Linked DNA regions of Homo sapiens: regions 1 and 3 are each linked to region 2. A link is a contact called in ENCODE Hi-C or POLR2A ChIA-PET data. All regions are on one chromosome and are shown on one strand. The core of a region is the stretch at or near the end of the contact, and the rest is flanking DNA. Distances in the headings are between cores, read along the strand shown.

Region 1 (3,860 bases), core at 159-2,658, 1.6 Mb after region 2:
ATTTGTCAAGGTGGACCTATGACATTATTCCTGTTTTTTCTTTTCATTTAGAAGTCATCTGATTTCAGTGTGTCTGAGATGTCATGGTGCATATGAGGCCTATATAGGACCAAGCCCCCAGGCACTCTTAGTCAAGGTACATTTCAATAACGTATTGTAAATAGGGCTTCTCAGGCAATCAGGTTCCCTGGAAGCTTTGAGTTAGGTAATGGATCTAGTAGAGAGCAGCTTAGAGTAGCAGGTGTTGGGACAGATTAAGCCTCAGGCAGAACCACTGCCTAAATCACTAACTCTGCCTGACACAAAAATTTTATTTATTTATTTATTTATTTTTTATTTTTTTGAGATGGAGTCTTGCTCTGTTGCCCAGGCTGGATGCAGTGGCGTGATCTTGGCTCACTGCAACCTCCGCCTCCCGGGTTCAAGCCATTCTCCTGCCTCAGCCTTTTGAGGAGCTGGGATTATAGGCATGCACCACCATGCCCGTCTAATTTCTGTATTTTTAGTAGAAACAGCGTTTCACCATGTTGGCCAGGCTGGTCTCAAACTCCTGACCTCAGGTGATCCACCCACTTTGGCCTCCTAAATTTAAAATGTATCCAGGTTACTGTTGAAACACCCGTCGTTTGGAGGACGTCTGAACAGAGCAAAAAAAGGACAAAGCTATCCTGTATAAAGGATACATAAAGCTGGAACCAGCCCAACAAAAAGGTACTGCCAGAAACTCTATGAAGTAACTAAGATAGGGATCATTTTGGTCTTAACAGGGATTATGAATGAGAAGGAGAGATTTAGGCAAAAGGCTCATCAGCTAGGTCAGACCCACATGTAGATGTGGGGTGGGGATGGGGTAATCTGAAGTCTGATGCTGTCATAAGTATTCTGAAAGCTAAATCCATCCTGAAAATGTTGGGGCACATGGCAAATCTAGCCCTGACCTTCCTTACTGGGGTGTGATATCCTCTCAAACTGCTCCCCGATCTCACTCTCATTGCCTCAGGGTTCCACACTCAGCACATTACCGGCCTCACTCATGGCAGTACAGGGGTTATTGGGAACTCTCAGAAAGACTCCTGAGAAACCAGGTAGGTTTTGGCTTTGACTTGAAGACGGCATTAGTTGGCCCAAGACTGTTTAGCCAAAGTAGTTCTTGCCTCTGTCCTAGAGTGAACCCAAAGCCTCAGTCGCCAAATTACTCTGATGGGTCTCGTGGGCTTTCCAAACCACAGGGGCCCTCTCTGGGCAAGAGTTTGACTCCAGAATTAACCTCAAGCTCAATGTATTTCTTTGGAATCCTTCTGGCATGGAAACAACCTTCCCCTGGTAGGCAGCCCGTGTGTGGTGCGGCATTGCTCAACACAGCACATTCCCCTTAATGTATGACTTCAGAGGGAAGGTGGGGCTAAGGCTGGAGGGCTGAGGTTAGAGGTTTCTCAGAAATGCCTGTCTTACAAAGCAGTTATTTTTCTCAGTTGAACTACTTTGAGCCTATTGCTTTCATTTTCCTCAAATATCTATCAGTGCCTTGTACCTTATGAGCAAACAAACTGAAACAGAAAGTCATTTTTAAGTTAATTTTATATTTGGTACAGGATTAGAAACTGTGCTGTGTTCACACACCAGCTATAGCCTGTAGCACAGAAGCCGTGCCTGCTCTTCCAACACATCGCAGTGATATTCAGTTAGAAGGGGATTAAGGATAAGGAAAAAAAAAAGGTCAGTATCTATTTGTAGGTAATTCTCGAAGTCTCCTTTCAGAATCTCAATTACTTCTTCTTACTTGTATTTTTTTCCATGTGTGTCATGGACTTAGATTTTTTGGAAATACCAACGTCCTACGTTCTCATCAACAGCCATGGATCAAAATGCCAATTACATTTTATTGCAGTGTCCTGAGCTGCCCAGTCACCTCATGCTAAATTTGGGTTTAAATAAATAGAGTATTTTAGTTCCAGTGGTACTAGAAAGCAGCTAGAATAAAGACGGTTTGGTGTATTATTTTTGTACTGCTGTAATACGAAGGATAATTTTGAGAGTTATTTTTTGTTTTGTTGTTTTAAATTAAACAAATATATTTAAGATACTGATCTTTTTCATGAAAGATCCCCAATAAATTAAATATATAACCAGATCTAGTTTCCATTCTGAAAGTGCCAAGTAGAAACAGAGTTGCCAGCCTCTTAACCACTTTAGAACCTTTGACTATGTTCAACGACACACTTCTGGTATTATTCTCTAGTTTTTCGTGTGGGTGCATCTTCTCTCCCCAGCAGGTGCCTAAGGAGAAGGACTCGTGTTCTTCTTCCCTGGACTCTCTGGGAGTACCCACCATGGACCTGGTATACAGTTAGGGAGTCAAGAAATACTCGCTGAAATAATTTGCTCTTAATATAAAATTAAAGTTATACTATCTAGACTTATTTTTAAAACACTATTTTGGCCGGGCGCAGTGGCTCACGCCTGTAATCCCAGCACTTTGGGAGGCCGAGGCGGGCAAATCACGAGGTCAGGAGTTCAAGACCAGCCTGGCCAACATGGCGAAACCATATCTCTACTAAAAATACAAAATATTAGCTGGGCGTGGTGGCAGGCTCCAGTAATCCCAGCTACTTGAGAGGTTGAGGCAGGAGAATCGCTTGAATCCAGGAGGTGGAGGTTTCAATGAGCCGAGATCATGCCACTGCACTCTAGCCTGGATGACAGTGCAAGACTCTGTCTCAAAAAAAAAAAAAAAAAACACAGACACACACATACCAAAAAACACTATTTTTTTTAACATATATACATATATGCAGTACAAAATATAAACTTAGAAGTAAGGCTTCTCTTACCCTTGTCTCCTAGTCACCCAGCTTTCCTCATGAGAGGCCACTAGAGACTTCCCGCGTAACTTTTCAAAAATACTACATTCACTTATACACATCCATTTAGAGAAATATATATGTATGTATCAAATGCCACAAAAGTATATACATTGTCCTGCACTTGATTTTTTTTCACCTAATAATACATCCTGGAGAATGTCCCATGAAGCTAGTACATTTGTTGTTGGCATTTTTTTAAGAGCTGCATAAGAATACAGTCTACAGATGTATATTTCCCCAAACTTATTACTATTATAATCATGTAACAGTAATAGTTTTGTATACATGACATTTTATAAAGGTGTGTGACCAAAGGATAAATACCTAGAGACAAAATTGCTTTGTAAAGGCATTGACAAATTGCTCTCTACTAATTTTCTCTCCAACCAACTTATAATGCATGTGGTGAGTATTTCCTTGACATGCCCTGTGATACCCAAGTGAAGAATATGACATTATTAATGGCAAACACTTACATGGTACTTAGTCTGTGCCAGGCACTGGTCTATGTGCTTTACATATATTATCTCAAATAAGACTCACAACAACCTTGCGAGGGAGGCCCTTTCATCATCTCTAATTTGCAGATGAGATAAAACATTTTGCCTTAGGTCACCCAGCTGGTAAATAGCAAATGACATCTGAGCCCAGCCTGTCTGGCTCCAGGAGTCAGCTCTTGTAACCATGACCCTAAATTGTGCTAATTATGACACTTTTTCATAGTTATTCTGTATGAGATAAAATAAGAATATCTCAAGAAATACATGTTCTACAGTTGAATAGGGAGGACTGTAACCCTCCTTGTTGCAGTCTTTTACACTGACCTGAGTCCCTCCCCATCACTTCTGGAAGAATTGAGCTCCTGGTTCACTAGCATATTCTCTAATGTCAGTGTGGTCATAATTTAGGGGGATATCGATGTGCATGTAGATGAAGCTTTTATTACCTTGGCCTCTCAGTCTCAATGACCTTACCCTCTACTGTACCTCAGGTCTC
Region 2 (3,749 bases), core at 144-2,643:
TATCACCTGAGGTCAGGAGTTTGAGACTAGCCTGGTCAACATGGTGAAACCCCATCACTACTGAAAATACAAAATATTAGCTGGTGTGGTAGTGGGCGCCTGTAATCCCAGCTACCTGGGAGGCTGAGGCAGGAGAAATGCTTGAACCTGGGAGGCTAAGGTTGCAGGGAGTCTTGCGCTACTGCACACCAGCCTGGGTGACAGAGCTAGACTGTCTCAAAAAAAAAAAAAAAAAAAAAAAAAGTCTGGGTTAAAATGGCTCTACCATCAAATATGATAGAACTATATGAAATTATTATTTTAAAAAGTCAAAACCAGTCAAATACTGGCAGTTTCATGTCTCAATCTTAGGTGTATGACCTCAATTAATTCTGATGCAAGTCACTTCTCTTCACCTTAGTTTTATCAAGTCGATAAAGTTCAATAGCTGACACGTGCCATTTACTTATAACAACTCCCACAGTAAAGGTGTTTGTGTCCTTTACTTCATCATTGCTAGTATCTTCTCCAATTCCTTCCAGGCCAACGTTAAATTAAAACCTTAACTACCTAATTCCCAAAAACTAATTTTACCAACTTTTAAATAGAACAAACGCTTTGCAATTTTACCCCACAATGCCCAAATGAATACTACTACACAAAAACCTGCAATTACTTTCAAAACAAGAATTCGTAAGTTCATGTCTCGAATTCCTATAATAAACTAAAACTTGACGGGAGCAATGGACTTACACTTTTTCCAGCACGATTCCTTTTGCATGAGAAGCACCTCCAAAAGGGTTGGCCTTTAGGGCTGTGCCCAAATGAGCTTTCTTATACTGTTTATCATGCCACTTCTGGTCTCGTCGGTGACTACGGAGCTTCCTAGCAGTACGAAGTCCACGACACTTGCCTAAAAATTAAATATTTTAGTTCTTCCGTAAAAACACGCCATCTACGTGTTTCCCATCTTCTAAGACACTCGCCTCACCTGGAATAAACCCTTAAGCCGATTGGCTCTCGTACTATTTATTGGCCTGTGGGCCAAACATTTGGCCTTCAAGTTGCCCTGAACCGACTAATAAACGTTCGAAGAGGGCTCCGGAGAATGTGTTCTCCCGAAGGACGAGGCCCCGCTCGAATGCCCGGGAGGAAGCGCTGGCCTCCCTGCGTCCCTCGGTACCCCGACCTCGGCGGCCTCCACGCCTCATGGGCCCCTTCCGCGCCGGACCACGTGCCTCCTGGAGCGGCGCTTCCCCGGCCCTCCCCCATGGAGCCTCTCCATGGCATCCCCCGCCCTACTCTATTCGCATCCGCCCGCCCGTCCCCAAGACCCCAAGTCCCGCTTGCAGCGCCCTTAAACCGGCCACAACAGCTCACCCATCCTGTCGGCGCCACGGGCCTGAGCGAAAGAGAGAAGCACCGCAGGAAGGAGCCACAAGCCACCGCGAGCAAGCCCCGCCCAGCCAAGGACCCCGCGCCGCTGTCTGCGCCGCGCCTGACCCGAGGCTGGGGTCTCTCCTTTGAAAACGACGCGTTTGCATCACTTTCCTGAGCCAGAATCTGCGTCTTATTTAATTTGCAAGAAATTCAGAGATATCTAATTTGCATGGTTTTTTTTCCCCCTTTTTCTTTTGAATGCTGGAGACCGGAGGAACATGGACTACCAATCCCAGAATGCGTTTTATGGGACCCGCTCACCGCGCAGGCGCTCTTGCCCAAGCCACTGAGAGCGGGACGCGGGGCTAGGTCAGAGTAGGAAGGAGTCGCTGAGCTGAATCTTTGTGGAGTGGAGTGGGGCGAGAGTCCTCCGAGTAGTCTGGAAAATTAGACTTCTGAGCCTTAATTCATACTTATAAGCAGCTAGTAAATTGTAAAATATAGTGAAGCAATGTAGTGTAGTAACTAAAACCCCAAGCTTTGGAGCCAGATTGGGCCTTTAACCCTAAAGTTGCCGTTTATTTTGACTGGCGAGTCATTTACTTATAGATTTATTTATTTTTATTTTTATTTTTTTCTGAGACAGGGTCTCACTCTGTCTTCTAGGCTGTTGTGCAGTGGTGCGATCTTGGCTCACTACAACCTCCGCCTCCCGGGTTCAAGCGATTGTCCCACCTCAGCCTCCTGAGTAGCTGGGATTACAGGCTTCCACCATCACGCCTGGCTGATGTTTGTATTTTCAGTAGAGAGGGGGTTTCACCATGTTGGCCAGGCTGGTGTCGATCTCCTGACCTCGAGTGATCCGCCCGCCTCGGCCTCCCAATGTGCTGGGATTACAGGCGTGAGCCACCGCGCCTGGCCATTTAATTAACTCTTTAATACTGTTTCTCCTGTAAGATGAACTAGCTGTGAGAGGTTTCTGGGATATTGGTTCACTCAGCAAGGATGTTTAAAAATGCCTTCTATGTGCCAGACGCTGTTGTAGGTACCGGGAATATGGCGGTTAAATTAAGAGGGTGAAGGTTTCTGCTCTGATACAGTTTATATTCTAAATGTGAGAGGACAGACCAGTTAGATAGATGTAAATTAAATAATTAAATAGATGATTTTTACATACTGTAGAGCTATAGAGAAAATATAGCTGGATGGGTGATAGTGACTTGGGGATGGGGGTGGCTACTCTGGATAGGGTAGTTTAAGGTGACATCTCTGTGCAGATGTAGAATGGGCTAGTGCTTTCTAAGAACTGAAAGATCAGTGAAGAAGGGGAGCATAGTGACTGAGGAGTAGTGTGGCATTAGATGGGGTCTGAGAGTTACACAGGAACATGTGGAGCCTGTAGGCCATGGTAAAGCCTTTTTCTACTCTTCTGGTGATTTAAAGCCATTGTAAAGTTTTGAGCTTGGGAGTAGGTAGCAAAATAAGATTTATATTTTTATGGGGTTACTCTGGCTGTTGAGAGGAGAAAAAGACATGAATCTGGGAGGCCACTTGGGAAGGTATTGCAATAGTTCAGATGAGAGATGGTGATAGCTTGGACCCTCAGTGGAGACAGTAAAAAGTGGTTGGGTCAGATACACTGTTTGGTGGTAGAATGAACAGAATTTGCTCAGGACTGTAGGATGTGAGAGAGGAGTTAATTACAGCACTATGATTTTTGACCTCAGCACTTGGGTGAGTTGTAGAGTTGTGAGTTGTGAGTTGGGTGAGTTCCAAAGTGGGAAATACGAGGAGAGGAGCAAATTTCAAAGGAGGAAATGAAGAGTTCTGGTTTGGATGTGTTAAGTTTGAACTGTCAAACATCCAGGGATGTGAAGTGGACAGTTGGATATATGATAAGAAGCTGAGGAGTAATCAATGAATAAATAGTATTAAAACTGTGGCTCTAGTTGAGATAGCTTAGGTGATGACTGTAGGTAGAACAGAGATTAGAGTCCTGAGCACACCAAAGTTTAGTGGTACAGAAGAGAAGGCAGGTGAAGCAAAACAGATGAAGAAAGAGTGGCCAATGTTACACTCTGTTCAAAGCCAAGTGAAGAAGGGAGTGAGAAAGTGTGAAAAGAGATAAGATGAGGACTGAGAATTGCCTTTTGGACTTGAAAATGTGGAGATTACTGGTCACTTTGTCAAATGGGGACTCCATGGAGTACTGAAAGTGAAAGGCGATGGGATCGGAGTGAAGAGAATATGGGAGGGAAGGAAGTCTAGACAGCAACTATAGACAATTTTTGAAAGACATTTTTTATGTGCAGAGAAATGGCACCCTATTTGGAGGGGAATGTGGAGTTGGAGGGTTTTATTTTTAAGATGGCAACTTTTATGACATTTTT
Region 3 (3,890 bases), core at 408-2,907, 1.6 Mb before region 2:
AGCATCTGCTCCTTTCTTACTGTTTCCATTTCCTCTGCCATGCCTCCTCTTACAACCATAAATATCCAGGTCTCTTAGGTTTTAAACGGGGCATCTCTCAACCCCCACATTCTTTTCCTTGGTTATTCCCTTCCCTCCAACAGTTCAATTCACCTAGATCCCCACGCCTGAAATTATCCTAGATGTCCTAGAGGCGCCTCATCATTACAATGGTACATTATTCTCCACTCCTTTACATGTCACGCCAGCTTTCAAACTGAAAATCTGAGCGTTCATCCCTGGTGCATCACCTTTAAATTCGAGATCTCCAAAATCCAGGGTCATGTAACCTTAAAAAATTTTTACCCTCTCTTCTCCACTGCCCTTGTTCAGGCCTTATCTCTTCCAGCAGCTGTTCCAAAGGCCTACTCTGTTTTCCTTTCGGAGTGCTCACCTCCACCGAAGCCTCCACCCAGCTGCCAATTCTGCCCCATGCCTGATAATTTGCTCGTGCGTTGACATACATAAAATTTCTAAGACAAAAATTTTTTAATAATGGTAAATGAACCTTGGGAACTGCATACAGATCATACAGATCCATAATAAGAGAAAAGGTCCCAGATTAACACGGAAAACTTTCCATTTAACTAACATTTGCACTGGTAAACTTCATCAAGCAAGACCCTACTTAATCCCACATTACCTTCTACTGAAGAGGTTGTGGTCATTCTCTGGAAATATCTGAATTCATTCCTACAAGTTAGAGAAACAGCGTTACTCGAAACATTATCCCTTGGGCTCGAGCTCTAAGGCACCTGACAAACGGAGCGCTGTGGGTAGGGGTGAGGTGTTTTCTCCAGGGCTGGGACTTTGCCCTGGGCGAGGGCGCCGCAGGGCAAAGACCTCACCGGGCAGCAGAATCCGGGCAGAAATCAGCAACTGGGCCTCCCGCGCAGCAGAAAAGGGGAATCCAGTCGGGCCCACCCTTCCTGCCAGCGCAGACCGCAAGTCTGGCCCCATCCTCTCGCCGGGAGTCGGCCACCCCGACCGTGGGCAGCCTGCGCCCGTTTGGGTCCCATCGCCCCGGCCCGGCAGATACCTGAGCGGTGGCCAGGGCAGGTCCCCGTTCTTGCCGATGCCCATGTTCTGGGACACAGCGACGATGCAGTTTAGCGAACCAACCATGACAGCAGCGGGAGGACCTCCGAGCCCGCTCGTTACAGCAGAACGCGCGGTCAAGTTTGGCGCGAAATTGTGGCCGCCCCGCCCCCCTCGTCCCCATTTGTGCAGGCGAGGCCCCGCCCCCCCGCCCCGGCGCACGCAGGGTCGCGGCGTGCTCGCGCCCGCAGACGCCTGGGAACTGCGGCCGCGGGCTCGCGCTCCTCGCCAGGCCCTGCCGCCGGGCTGCCATCCTTGCCCTGCCATGTCTCGCCGGAAGCCTGCGTCGGGCGGCCTCGCTGCCTCCAGCTCAGCCCCTGCGAGGCAAGCGGTTTTGAGCCGATTCTTCCAGTCTACGGGAAGCCTGAAATCCACCTCCTCCTCCACAGGTGCAGCCGACCAGGTGGACCCTGGCGCTGCAGCGGCTGCAGCGGCCGCAGCGGCCGCAGCGCCCCCAGCGCCCCCAGCTCCCGCCTTCCCGCCCCAGCTGCCGCCGCACATAGTAGGTTCTGTCTGGGACTGGGCAGGGCCATCGGGGCTGGGGGGGCGGGGCTTGTGGGTAAGGCGGGCGGAGGCGGGGACCCTCCGCCCGATGATAGGGCTGGAGGAGGAAGGGGCGGGCTGAAGAAGGGGAAGGTGGGAAGAGCCCAGCCGGGGCTACAAATTGGGTGAAGCGCTGAGGTTTTAGTACTTCCGTTTGAGGAGATAGGCAAAGGTTATGCAGGTTTTTAATGGCAGGCCTGAGACAGGAACTCAGGTCTCCTGACTCCCATTCTGATGAGGGGGCTTGTGGGCAAGGGGTGCGTCTTTTAACCTCCATCCTTTTTTTTTTTCCTTGGTGGTCGAAGAGTTTTACTGATTTTTTAAAAAAGTGCTGGATTGGGTGACTAGAAGAAAGCTGCCCTTAGGTCTCCAGTTTTTAAGACTGCAACAGCATGGCTCAATATTTGAAATCACTACGGTTAAAAGCAGTCATATTGTGCAGTTCCCCAGTGAACTCTTTTTGTAGTTTAGATTATAAAGTCTGAAATACAGTTTGGGTGGATAAAGTTTCTTAGGATGGTATAGATGTGACTAATCATGGAGTCCTTCCTGTTGCCATCCTTCAACGCAATAAGTACGTTTGTTTGTTTTTAAACCAGAGATACTGCCACAGGAAAAGCCCAAGGGTGACCCCTCACTTGGGTCACCTGCACAGTATTTTTCAGATTGAGGCTGTGGAAGGGCATTGAAGACTGGTGTTTAGCCACCTACCGTGTTTTAATGTAGGTGGCAGCTTGGGTGCTTCAAAATCTTGTTCCTTTCGTATATATTTCTCCCTTAAAATGATTACTCCTCTTCTGTTTTTTTTGAGGACGAGCTACGTTTTCATGAATTCACCAAAATTTTGCACCCACCATTTAAAGGGTAGCTGGTGAAGGACTTATGTATGCTTTTGGCAAGTTTTCTGCCAAGAAAAAATTCATAATCTTGTCACATCTTTAGTGATGAACATAAACCTTTTAAACAGGAAACACTTAAATTGCAGTGAACATGTCAAAAATGATACTGTTCTTTTATTACCTATCTTTTCCCCTCTGTGCCTTTGCTACATAACTGTTTATTTCTTAGAGGTATTTTATTTAGCATATGTAAGTAGGGTGATTCAAGTTTTATAATTAGAGAAAGCTGAAGGCTCATTGAATCAAGACCGGTAGCAGCCTTGGTTTCAATTAATTCTAAACACGGCTTGAGTTGCTGAGGCTCCTGACTATCAGACTCTACCTTGTCTTTTATGGTGTTAAAAACAGTTCACCCATAGGGTTTTCCAGAGCTAAAAGTAGAGGATTCTTTGAAGAGTGGATGGCAAGGAACCTTGTCATTCAGTTGTAAGGTTTAAATTGCTTCACATACGTCAGGCCTTCTCAGAGTAGAGATAACACATCATTTTCTAACCTTCCCGATATAGGCTACAGAAATTGACAGAAGAAAGAAGAGACCATTGGAAAATGATGGGCCTGTTAAAAAGAAAGTAAAGAAAGTCCAACAAAAGGAAGGAGGAAGTGATCTGGGAATGTCTGGCAACTCTGGTGAGTTGTGGGGGATTCTTTTTTCTCCTCAGTCATGGCTCTGGTATTCTGGAATTCTCCAGAGGGCAGAAGAGCGTATTAGAATTGTGTCTTTTTTCTTTGTGGAGAAAGGTCCCTTTTGTTCCTGAGCAGAGTGGCCCCCTATAGGTGATGGTGATGTGTATAGGAGGTTAAGGGGATGGTAGAGCTACAATTCTGCAATTTAGCTGTAGTTCTCCCAACTTTCTCCTTTATTCCTTCTAGCTATTTTTGTCCTGGTTATAAAATTAAAACATTCTTGCTACAGAAATTTCAAACAGTACAGAAATGTGGAAGGTAGGCAGTGATAGACCCCATAATCCCTCCCTTTGAGTGAGGCCCACTGCTATTGGTGTTCTGTATATACTTCCAGATTTTAAAAATTTGTACATGTGTATATGTGCATAGTCATAAGCTCAAAAATTAGTTTAAATATATTTTACAGATTATATTATATTCTATACTAATTTGCTACTATCTTTTTCTACTTAATAGAAAATTTTGAACAATTTTCAGTATCAGGACCTGCAGATCTACTCTCCCCGCTTTTTTTTGCTTAGAGCTGCTCTTTGTGTATGTAAAAGGCATTGAATAAAAACAGCATGCCTAGGCTGGGCGCAGGGGCTCACACCTGTAATCTCAGCACTTTGGGAGGCCAAGGCAGGT

Evidence for each region. A loop is a pair of places that touch in the nucleus more often than their neighbours do. ChIA-PET counts read pairs that join two places held with the same protein, here RNA polymerase II (POLR2A). Pooled maps may share reads with other maps.
Region 1: a pooled map shows a loop between it and region 2 (10-fold over the local background). The contact joins the enhancer-like site here to the promoter of RPS23 in region 2. A Hi-C loop is called at or near these places in 3 of 37 single-sample maps with no recorded cell type and 4 of 50 pooled maps.
Region 3: a map of B cell shows a loop between it and region 2 (20-fold over the local background). The contact joins the promoter of DHFR here to the promoter of RPS23 in region 2. A Hi-C loop is called at or near these places in 5 of 168 maps with a recorded cell type or tissue (B cell, CD4-positive, alpha-beta T cell, CD8-positive, alpha-beta T cell and 1 more), 2 of 37 single-sample maps with no recorded cell type and 12 of 50 pooled maps. POLR2A ChIA-PET finds 5 or more read pairs at or near these places in 2 of 52 experiments (H1 and T-cell).

The regions. Positions count from the first base shown.
Region 1 is chr5:83,843,348-83,847,207 of GRCh38, forward strand. No RefSeq gene overlaps it. Among named protein-coding and RNA genes, the nearest start is that of HAPLN1, 120 kb to the left of the region's middle. Within about 2 kb of position 1,409, at least 3 of the 41 ENCODE cell types and tissues checked have a DNase peak (open chromatin) inside an H3K27ac peak, as active enhancers do.
Region 2 is chr5:82,276,961-82,280,709 of GRCh38, forward strand. It overlaps RPS23 (ribosomal protein S23), which reads right to left and starts at 1,394. Exons shown (of 4, transcript NM_001025.5): 1 at 1,360-1,394; 2 at 733-892. The coding sequence starts at 1,363. It also overlaps the pseudogene ATP6AP1L. RefSeq lists an enhancer at 1,385-1,714.
Region 3 is chr5:80,653,326-80,657,215 of GRCh38, forward strand. DHFR (dihydrofolate reductase) reads right to left here and starts at 1,658. Exons shown (of 6, transcript NM_000791.4): 1 at 1,079-1,658; 2 at 683-732. The coding sequence starts at 1,164. It overlaps MSH3 (mutS homolog 3), which reads left to right and starts at 1,327. Exons shown (of 24, transcript NM_002439.5): 1 at 1,327-1,639; 2 at 3,086-3,206. The coding sequence starts at 1,403. RefSeq lists a silencer at 1,153-1,762 and an enhancer at 1,180-1,948.